Regions from separate parts of the Homo sapiens genome. Here region 1 is linked to region 2. Evidence: read pairs that join two places in POLR2A ChIA-PET (ENCODE). Cell type or tissue: OCI-LY7. All regions are shown on one strand. Links, peaks and the distances in the headings refer to the core of each region. The heading gives the core; the rest is flanking DNA.

The links. ChIA-PET counts read pairs that join two places held together with the same protein. Peaks named below come from ENCODE experiments on the same cell type or tissue, not always from the same donor. Only the 100,000 strongest peaks of a DNase experiment are listed, where the experiment ranks them.
Region 1: POLR2A ChIA-PET joins it to region 2 with 6 read pairs; 2 of 35 experiments call an interaction of 5 or more read pairs at or near these places.

What each region holds. Positions count from the first base shown.
Region 1 is chr1:9,070,926-9,076,301 of GRCh38, reverse strand. It overlaps a transcript of SLC2A5 not described here. Among named protein-coding and RNA genes, the nearest start is that of SLC2A5, 4.0 kb to the right of the region's middle. RefSeq lists an enhancer at 1-10. In OCI-LY7, for the core only: no CTCF peak of the experiment used is centred there; DNase peaks (open chromatin) are centred at 1,081 and 2,591; H3K4me3 peaks cover 1,497 bases; H3K27ac peaks cover 3,235 bases.
Region 2 is chr1:8,756,643-8,762,018 of GRCh38, reverse strand. The region is part of intron 1 of RERE (arginine-glutamic acid dipeptide repeats); the gene reads left to right. Among named protein-coding and RNA genes, the nearest start is that of RERE, 58 kb to the left of the region's middle. In OCI-LY7, for the core only: no CTCF peak of the experiment used is centred there; no DNase peak of the experiment used is centred there.

The sequences.
Region 1 (5,376 bases), core at 227-5,226, 310 kb before region 2:
GGGCCTTTCACTCCTAGTAGAGCTGTTTCATCAAAATTGAAAATCCGGCCAGGTGCAGTGGCTCACGCCTGTAATCCCAGCACTTTGGGAGGCCGAGGCGGTCAGATCATTTGAGGTCAGGAGTTCTAGAACAGCCTGGCCAACATGGCGAAACCCCGCCTCTACTAAAAATACAAAAATTAGCCAGGCGTAGTGGCGTGCGTCTGTAATTCCAGTTACTCGGGAGGCTGAGGCAAGAGAATCGCTTGAATCTGGGAGGTGGAGGTTGCAGTGAGCTGAGATTGTGCCACTGCACCCCAGCCTGGGCAACACTGTGAGACTCCGTCTCAAAAAAAAAAAAATGCCGGGCGCGGTGGCTCACGCCTGTAATCCCAGCACTTTGGGAGGCCGAGGTGGGTGGATCACCTCAGGTCAGGAGTTCGAGACCAGCTTGACCAACATGGTGAAACCCCGTTTCTACTAAAAATACAAAAATTAGCTGGGCATGGTGGCAGGTGCCTGTAATCCCAACTACTTGGGAGGTTGAGGCAGGAGAATCACTTGAACTTGGGAGGCCGAGGTTACAGTGAGTTGAGATCATGCCATTGCACTCCAGCCTGGGGGACAAGAGTGAGACTTCGTCTCAAAAAAAAAAAATTGAAAATCCAATGCAGGCTATAATCAATTAAAACAAACAAATTACATATGAAAATATCTTCAACTGTCCTGCTAACTCCACCATTTAGTTTAAGATTATTGAAAGGGTCACAGGGGAGTGACAACTGTCTGGGCCAGTGGCACGGGAGTAAAAGAATTTACCAAGACAGTTGTAGGTAGAGAAAGATAGATTTATTAGAGAAAGTAGGAAAATATGTTGCAAGGAGGCAACGGGCGGTATCAGCAGAAGAGGAGCGGACTGCAAGGAAACAGGCTTGCTGGAGATTTTATAGGATGGCTCTTGGGATGTTGGATTACGCCACGGCTGCAGGAGCTAACCTGCCTTCTTCTGTCAACCGGGATGTTTGATAAATTGAGGTGTTTGATGTGAAACGGGAAGTCTGTGAGTTATGTGTGTTATTTGCTCAGGAGGGCTACACTTCCTGGGACATAAACACAGACAGACCTATAACTCATCTGCTTCCTCTTTGTTTATCTGTTGTGGACCATGAAGAGAGGCAGATTTATAGCTTATTTGCTTTCTCTTTTGCTTTCCCCTGGTGCTGCCAACCTGACTCCTTTTCCCTAATTAGGACTCCACAGAAAGCTTGGAAAGCACTTCTTTTTTTTTTTGTTTTGTTTTTTGAGATGGGATCTCACTCTGTTGCTCAAGCCGAGTTCTGTGGCTCAGTCACATCTCACTGCAGCCTGAAGTTCCTGGCTCAAGCAATTCTTCTGCCTCAGCCTCTCAAGTAGCTGGGACTATAGGTGCACACCACCACACCCAGATAATTTTTGATTATTTGTAGAGATAAGGTCTCACTGTGTTGCCCAGGCTGGTCTCGAACTCCTGGGCTCAAGCGATCCTCCTGCCTCAGCCTCCCAAAATGCTGGGATTACAGGAGAAAGCGCTTCTTGAAATCACAAAACCAGCCCAGAGCCCTGCAGAATTTTCAGCGTTTTCTCTTTAAGGTCTTCATATGTTGTGTAAAGGAAAATAAAAAACTCAGGACCCCAATTCACTCTGCCAAAAAGGAAAAACAAAATTAAGCTGAAAGCTGAGTCATGCAAGGAGCTGTCTTTCCTTATGTTCCTAAGCAGACAGCGACAGATAAAAGGTTAAGTATCCCCACAAGTAGCTACTCTGTGTTCACCTCACTTTATGTAAAGTGCTGATTTACTGAGCAAGAGACAGACATGTAATTGCTGATTCCTCTACTTGTACCTTTTCTCTTGTAACATGTAGGTTACCATACTCTCCCTCTTTCCCCTCCAGCCAGCTTTTCTTTAAATATCGACGCCCTCAAAATCATCTTTGGAGAAAGGCACAGACCACAGACTATTTCTGAGATTCTGCTTTTTTCTTCTGGGCATGTCCTTAACCTTGGCAAAATAGACTTCTAAATTGATTGAGACCTGTCTCAGATACTTTTTGGTTTACAGTTGCTAAGCCTTGCTCTTTCATTGAGAGAATGCTTGCCCCCCTCCGCTCCACCACCACCTCAAACTATTATATGAACATGCTGCTAAGAACACAAACACAATTTCTGCATTCTACTGACGTATTTTTTTTTTTTTAATTTTTGGAGATGGAGTTTTGCGCTGTCACCCAGGCTGAAGTGCAGTGGTTTGATCTCAGCCCACTGCAACCTCCACTACCTGGGTTCAAGCGATTCTCCCGCCTTAGCCTCCTGAGTAGGTGGGGTTACGGGCTCCCGCCACCAAGCCTGGCTAATTCTTGTATTTTTAATAGAGACCGGGTTTCACCATGTTGGCCAGTCTGGTCTTGAATTCCTGTAATCCGCCTGCCTTGGCCTCCCAAAGTGCTGGGATTACAGGCGTGAGCCACCGCGCCCGGCCAGCATTCTCTTGTTTACCATCTGCAAATGAACTAACTAACTCACAGTACAGAAGCATGTACTGAGTGAGGCAGAAGAGACTCCACCATTTGCACCACCAGGGGCTTTGGTAGAATATCTTCCTGTTTTCTGTCCTAACAGATTTTCAGGCATCCATTTAATAGTTCTACCAGTGAGAAACGGTTTCAGCTGCAAGTGACAGAAAACAAAATGAAGTATTTTTCTTCCCTACTAAGTCAAGTTGGTGGTGGGGAGCTGGGATGGTGCTCCACAGGGTAAGGGGCCCCAGCTCCTCCTAGCTTGGTGCTCTGTCCTGTGGGGCTTCAATCTCAAGGCCCAAGCTGGTGGCATCTACATTCCAGGAAGCAGGATGGAGAAATAGGCAAAGCTAAGAGAGCAAAGTTTCTGGAAGCTGCCTGCCATATGGCATCTTGCATACACTGCATTAAGCGGAACTTTATGTCTGTACTGACTGCAAGAGCAATGGGGAAATGTCTTTATTTTGGGCAGCCGCAGGTCTTGTTCCCAATTCTATTACTACAGAAGAGGCACTGACCAAATGGATTTATGGATGGGGAGGAGAAGCCATTAGCAGCCTGTACAAAAGAGGCCCGTGGCAAAACTTTAAAATTCTAGAACATTCCTAGCAGAGGTGAGGCCAGTAGTGACTGAAGTCCTGGTATCATTGTCTGGTCACAGAACAGCCCGGAGATGTGCCAGCTTGCTTTGTGGTATGGTGTTAACCCAATATTTTGCCCTGGTTAAATTTTTCTTATATAAAACATTTGCTTTTCATTCTGATTCAGAAAAGTAACTTTTATTTCTGTTTTACTTTTTTTTTTTGGAGACAAGAGTCTCGCTCTGTCACCCAGGCTGAAGTGTAGTAGTGCGATCTCAGCTCACTGCAACTTCCGCCTCTTGGGTTCAAGCGATTCTCCTACTTCAGCCTCCCAAGTAGTTGGAATTACAGGCGCACACCACCACGACCGGCTAATTTTTTTTTTTTTTTTGGCATTTTTAGTAGAAACGGGGTTTCACCATGTTGGCCAGGCTGGTCTCGAACTTCTGACCTCAAGTGATCCACTTGCCCCAGCCTCCCAAAGTGCTGGGTTTACAGGCTACCACGCCTGGCCTAGTTGTGTTTTATTATAACAGTAACAGAAACGCTCCTATTTCCTCTCCCCCATCCTATCACCAAGTGATTGTCAATTTTCCATCCTAAATATCCCTCAAGTGTATCTACTTCTGTCTTCTCCATCCCCATGCTGGTCCAAGTCACATTGTTCTTTCACCTGGGCTACGGCAAAGACCTTCCACTGCTCCTTCTCCCCACTTCCAAATCCAGCGGTCTCTTGTCCCCTCATCAGTTCACCTCTGGACATCCAGATGGAACTTTAATTTTTAATTTTTTTTATTTCTAGGGACAGGGTCTTGCTCTGTCACCTAGGCTGGAGTGCAGTGGCATGATCGAATTCCTGGGCTCAAGCGATCCTCTTGCCTCAGGTTTGCCAGGACCACTCCCCTCCCCCCAGTCCCACCTCACCGCTGCCATCCCCCTCCTCCATCTTTGAGCCACTAGGCTTCTCACAGTCTCCCACCCCGCCCTGCTCGCGGAGCCTGCAGGCCTCGGCCTCATGGCGGCCTGAGGCAGGGGCCTGGAGGCTGGTCCGCCCGCCACGAAGGTTGGGGGGTCCCTGGCCAGAAGCAGGACCCGGGCGAGGCTGAGGGGGACTCTGGCAGAAGCTGAAGGGGACCCGGGTGAGGCTGAGGGGGACTCGGGCAAAGGCGGAGGGGAACCCGGGCTGAGGCTGGGGGGGATCTGGGCTGAGGCAGAGGGGGACCGAGGCTGAGGGGGACCCGGGCTGAGGCAGAGGCCGAGGGGGACCCGGGCTGAGGCAGAGGCCGAGGGGGATCCGGGCTGAGGCAGAGGGGTCCTGGGCAGGGACAGGACCCACCCGGAGCCCGCAGGCCCGCCAGGCAGAGGGACTGGCTGAGCGGCCCGCAGCCTGGCGTCATGACGGCCTCCCGCCACGCCCCCGTCCCCGCGCTCGGCTCCCTCCAGGGCGGAAGCACGGGTCGAGCGTTGGTGACGCCATGGCTGTGCTTGCGACGCCCTGTCACTGGCAGGAACCGGGTACTGCGGCCCGCAGCTCCCGGGATGATCCCCTCTGGGCCTGAGGGCCTGGCTCACTGTCCCCGCTTCCCCGGGCTGGGCCGTCAAGGCGGGGACTGGGAGTGTCCGCGTCCCCCCCAGCGACCCCCGGTTTTAGTTACCCCCTCGCCCAAAGGCAGGGAGAAGTGGAAGATCTGGGCCTAGATAGAAGCAGGTGTCATGCACTTGACATGACTGATGACTACAAACTTTGGACGATTATTTTTGGGGGGAGGATGGGGGACGGAGATGAGTCTCGCTCTGTCGCCCAGGCTGGAGTGCAGTGGTGTGATCTAGGTGCGCTGCAACCTCCGCCTCCCGGGTTCCAGCTATTCTCCTGCCTCAGCCTCCCAAGTAGCTGGGATTACAGGCGTCTGCCACCATGCCTGGCTAATTTTTGTATTTTCGGTAAAGACAGGGTTTCACCATGTTGGTCAGACTGGTCTCGAACTCCTGACCTCAGGTGATCCACCCACCTTGGCTTCCCCAGGTGCTGGGATTACAGGCGTGAGCCACCGCGCCCGGCCGGATTCTTCTTTGTGTTGGATTGCACACCTGTACCCGTCTCCTCACTCCCCCATCGTTGATTTCCTCTCCCCACCCTACCCCTGCAATTAAAGTGCATTTTCTTTGGAAACTTTTTCTAGATCTTTGAAATAATTGGAAACCTCTGGTCTTGCTATGCGTTAGTCACAAGTCAGTGTGCTAGGACAGTGATACGCAGAAGAA
Region 2 (5,376 bases), core at 312-5,311:
GGATAGCTATTTCTAGTATGTCATGAAAGGAAGAGAGTGAAGACTGGGTGGAAAGTAATGAGAATCTAACCTTTCTTTTTTCTTTTCCTTTTTTTTGAGACAGAGTTTCACTCTTGTTGCCCAGTCTGGAGTGCAATGGCGTGATCTTGGCTCACTGCAACCTCCGCCTCTTGGGTTTAAGTGAGTCTCCTGCCTCAGCCTTCCGAGTAGCTGGGATTACAGGCATGCACCACCACGCCCGACTATTTTTTTGTATTTTTAGTAGAGACGGGGGAGTTTCTCCATGTTGGTCAGGCTGGTCTTGAACTCCTGACCTTAGGTGATCTGCCTGCCTCGACCTCCCAAAATGCTGGGATTACAGGCATGAGCCACCATGCCCGGCCGAGAATCTAACCTTTCTAACTGTAGGGGAAATGAAGAGGTATGACAGATGGGAGACGTTGTAGAGGTAGAATTAGTTGGATTTGGCAACTGTTAGAACAAGGCATATAGTCTTACATGTGGGGGAGGTGTGAAGCATAGGTAATTTGCATTACACCTGTGCCATTAAAAAATTGGGAACACAGGAGGACAAACTGATTTGAGGAAGAAGATGCTAATAAATACAGCTTTTTATTGAGATGAGTGATTTTTGTCATTAGGCAGATGGAAATATTTAATATCTTGAGAAGTCATCAAGGTTAAGATGGAGATACTGAGAATGGGGTAGTTGAAGCCCCGAGGTGGAATAAAATTGCCAAAGGATTTAGTGTCAGATGTATCTTTTCCAAGTTTGTCACATTGCAAAACCTGAAAATCCTCCAGTTTTAGGACAGGATTGCTCTGGTGTTGTTTAAAGAACTCAGATTCTTCCTTTGAGTTTTTATTTCTCTTTGAGGTTCTTTCATTTTGATTCTCATTTTGGTAAGACGGTAAAGCATAATGGTTCCGAGTCTGAGCTTGAGAACAGAAGGATTGGGTTTGAATCCTTGTTCTGCCACCTCTCTGTCCTGTAATCCTGTTAGAGTTATGGAACGTCTTTGTGCCTCCATTTCCTTGTCTATATAATGGAGCTGATAATAGCTAAATGATAGGGTTGTTTATACATTAGTGGGATAATGTATGAAAATAATTTAGCCTGGCACATGGAACATAAGAAGTGCTCCATAAATGGTAGCTAATGTTGCCCTGAGAGTCTTGCTGGCTCCACTGCTTCTAATCCTAGAGTGTAGAGCTTCTCTTTTTAAATATAAAATTGTACAAAGTGTTTTGTTTTCATTTAGCATAACTGACACTGGCTGGATTTTCAAAGAATTTAACTTAGTATTAATATTAGTATTCCAAGGGAATAATTATAGTAAATATATTAAGAAACCATCCTGGGTGACAGAGCGAGACCCTATCTTCAAAACACAACAAAAATCCATGGAAATGGGCTTAAAATATCAAAAGCCTGTCCAAATTCAGTTACCTGTTCTTGGGCTTCCTGCTACCCTCCCTGTGACCTCTCACCCTTCACACCAAGGAACTGTGTCTCTCACACCTCTACCAGGTCCCTGCAGATACTTGCAACAAAGCTGTACTACTGACCCAGGACTCTTTCTTTTAATTCATCTCCGATTTTTGGCATCTTATCTAAGGCTGACTTTTGTGGACTGTGGTGATTGATATAAATGATGTATAAATGATTGTCTTAACTATTACAGGCCTAGGGGCTGGGCGCAGTGGCTTACGCCTCTAATCCCTGCACTTTGGGAGGCCGAGGCGGGCGGATCACCTGAGGTCAGGAGTTCAAGACCAGTCTGGCCAACATGATGAAACCCCGTCTCTACTGAAAATACAAAAAATTAGCTGGGCGCGGTGGCGGGCACCTGTAATCCCAGCTACTCAGGAGGCTGAGGCAGGAGAATTGCTTGAACCCGGGAGGCAGAGGTTGCAGTGAGCTGAGATTACGCCACTGCACTCCAGCCTGGGCAACAAGAGTGAAACTCCATCTCAAAAAAACAAAACAAAACTAAACTAAACTAATGATAGGCCTAGGTCTATTTACTTGGGGAGAATTTATTTTGAATTATTTCTCAGATAAATCTTCCTTTTCCCATATAGGAAACTGACCTTAATTAGATTTATACAGTGTAATAGCTCTGATCATCAAGACATATTGTGTGTGTGTGTGTGTGTGTGTGTGTGTGTGTGTGTGTATAGAGAGAGTAAGAATTTAGAGTTATACGTATATTGGCAGGAAAATTGTCCCTCACATTTGAATTTTGTAGTGTTTTTCTTCATGTCTGTTGAACTTGTGTAGTGTTCTAAGTTCTTTATGGCTGTTTTGCAATTGAGCGTAGTGGGTGTACAGTTTCACACAACCTGCAGTTAGCAGAGCCACTTAGTTATTGGGATGGGAATGGCACCCATATCTCTTGAGATTTTGATTTTTTAAAAACTGTGCTAAACCGTATTCTCCAAAGGAGAGAAGAAAGAATTTTGCAGTTTTCGTTCTGTTTTTTCTTTTGGGAAGCGTCTACTTTGGAGAATTTAACCCTTTTCTAAAGTAACTGCAGTTGTCTTTTATTCCCCTTTTTGAAATACCTGTGACCTATAGTTTGATTGGACCAACAAAGGCCTCAGGTGCACTGGCTTGTTTCACTTGTGTGCTTCTGGCCTTTTTCTTTCTAATTCTTCATCCTTGCCTTTTGAAAGGATGATGCTCTTTTCCAAGTGACCTCTAGCAGATTCTGAGATGTAGTGTCCGATTTAGTAATTTTCTCATATAAAAGGATTCTACAGTTAATGTGTCAGAAGAGGTAATAGTTGACAGTAAAGTAGGAATTTTTCATTTTTCTAAAGGAAAAATATAACCTTTCAGTGACTTAATACCTCTTTCCTTTCTTTGACAATCACAGTATCTTTTTATTTTTATTTATTTTTTCAAGATGGAGTCTCACTGTGTTGCCCAGGCTGGTCTCCAACTCCTGGGCTTAAGCAATCCTCCGGCTTCAGCATCTGAGTAGTTGGGAAATATCTTTTTAGTTAGTACCTCAATGTTGAGGTGAGAGAATAATCCCATTTTTTAAATTGACAAAAATTGTACACATTTATTGTGTATACCATGATGGTTTGAAATATATATACATTGTGGAATGGCTAAAATGAGTATATGTATTACTTCACATTTTTTTTTTTTGTGGTGAGGACACTTAAATTCTTCTTTGCAATTTTCAGTAATATAATACATTATTATTAATTATAGTCACTATATTATAAAGCTGATCTCTTGAACTTATTCCTCCTCACTGAAATTTTATGTCCTTTGACTCACATTTCCCCAGTCCTCCTCTCAGCCTTTGGTAACCACCATTCTACTCTTTGCTTCTACTTCAGCTTCAAAAAAAAGGTTGATGAGGCAGGAGGACCCCTTGATCCTAGGAATTCGAGACCAGCTTGGCGAGACCTCGTCACTACAAAAAATAAAAATAAAAAGTTAGCTAGGTGTGGTGGCGCACACCTGTAGTCCCAGCTACTTAGGAGGCTGAGGCAGGAGGATTGCTTGCACCCAGGAATTTGAGGTTACAGTGAGTTATGATTGTGCCGCTGCACTCCAGCTTGGGCAACAGAGTGAAACCCCGTTTCTTTAAAAAAAAAAAAAAAAAAAGATTGAGGGCCAGGCACGGTGGCTCACACGTGTGTTCCCAGCACTTTGGGTGGCTGGGTGGGTGGATCAGGAGGTCAGGAGATCGAGACCAGCCTGGCCAACATGGTGAAACACCTCTACTAAAAAATACTAAAATTTGCCGGGCATGGTGGCGCAGGCCTGTAATCCCAGCTACTCGAGAGACTCAGGCAGGAGAATTGCTTGAACCTGGGAGGTGGAGGTTGCAGTGAGCTGGGATCATGCCACTGCACTCCAGCCTGGGTGACAGAGCGAGATTCTTTCTAAAAAAAAAAAAATTGAACTTGACGTTTTAGGATTCTGCATATACGTGGGATCATACAGTATCTGTCTTTCTATGTCTGACTTATTTCACTTAACATAGTATCCTCCAGGTTCATCCATATTGTTGCAAGTAACAGAATTTTCTTAGAACACATAGTATCCTATTGCATATATATGTGTGTGTGTGTGTGTGTATGTATGTGTGTGTGTGTGTATACATATGTATGTGACTTTATCCATTCATCTGTTGATGGACACTTAGGTTGATTCTGTGTATTGGCTGTTAGGAATACCATTTTGCGTCCTTATATGGATAGTAAATAAACATCTTTATGATGAGTGTTTTTGGTGAACAGACTTTGAATGTTTGGCTTTTTGGTTGAATTTAATACTTTAGAGTGAAAAAAGGCTGACTAGAATGAAAAAAGGCTGATGTTCAAATACATAATTTTAGTGAAGTAGTTTCTACCAGCTCTCTTAACTACAATGTTCTATCAGCTGTGGGAGGAGTTGAGAAAGACAGGAATACACAAACCAGCAACAACAGTGAGCTTATCTTGATTTTCTTCCCATTGTCTTACATTTGTTCCTCTGATAAGTTTATGGGAAATTATGTAAATTCTAGGTCTCTTTTGATGGAGCATCCTATTTAGTATTACATTAGTGATGCAGTAGAGAATTTGATTTTGGTAGCCCATGTGGTTCATTCATTTAGTCATGACTAGAGAATGAGGATTTCCAGGGTATTTCTTTTGTGTTAACTTTAGAAAAAATTGATTATTTAGTGAAAGAAATGGGGCAGTAATTTGCTAGGGAAAGTTCATACAGGACAGTGATTATTAGGAATGAATTTTATTTAACAGAAATAGGAAAATGTTTACTTTGTGACATTTGCCAGCTGTTAACACTTTCTTTGTGTGTTTTGTGTTGAATGACAAGTAGCTTCATTATCTTCCATCTTTATGAGTGCCATCAGAAGCAGTAACTGGTTTGCTTTTTTTTTTTTTTTTTTTTTGAGATGGAGTTTTGCTCTTGTTGCCCAGGTTGGAGTGCAATGGCACAATCTCGGCTCAATGCCACCTCCACCTCCTGGGTTCAAGTGATTCTCCTGCCTCACCTCCCAAGTAGCTGGGATTACAGGCATGCACTACCATGCCTGACTAATTTTTTGTATTTAGTAGAGACAGGGTTTCACCATGTTGGTCAGGCTGGTGTCAAACTCCTGACGTCAGGTGATCCACCTACCTCAGCCTCCCAAAGTGCTGGGATTACAGGTGTGAGCCACCATGTCTGGCCAACATGTGGCTTTCTAATGAATAAATCATTTTCAAAGTTTCAAACCCACTGAAACTAACAAGATTCAGTGCCAAATTAATATAATTGCATGTTTTCATTCTAAAGTTAAAGTGATCCTGATCTTCAAAGAAAACTTTCAAAAAGATATAGTAGTACAGCAAAGCAGA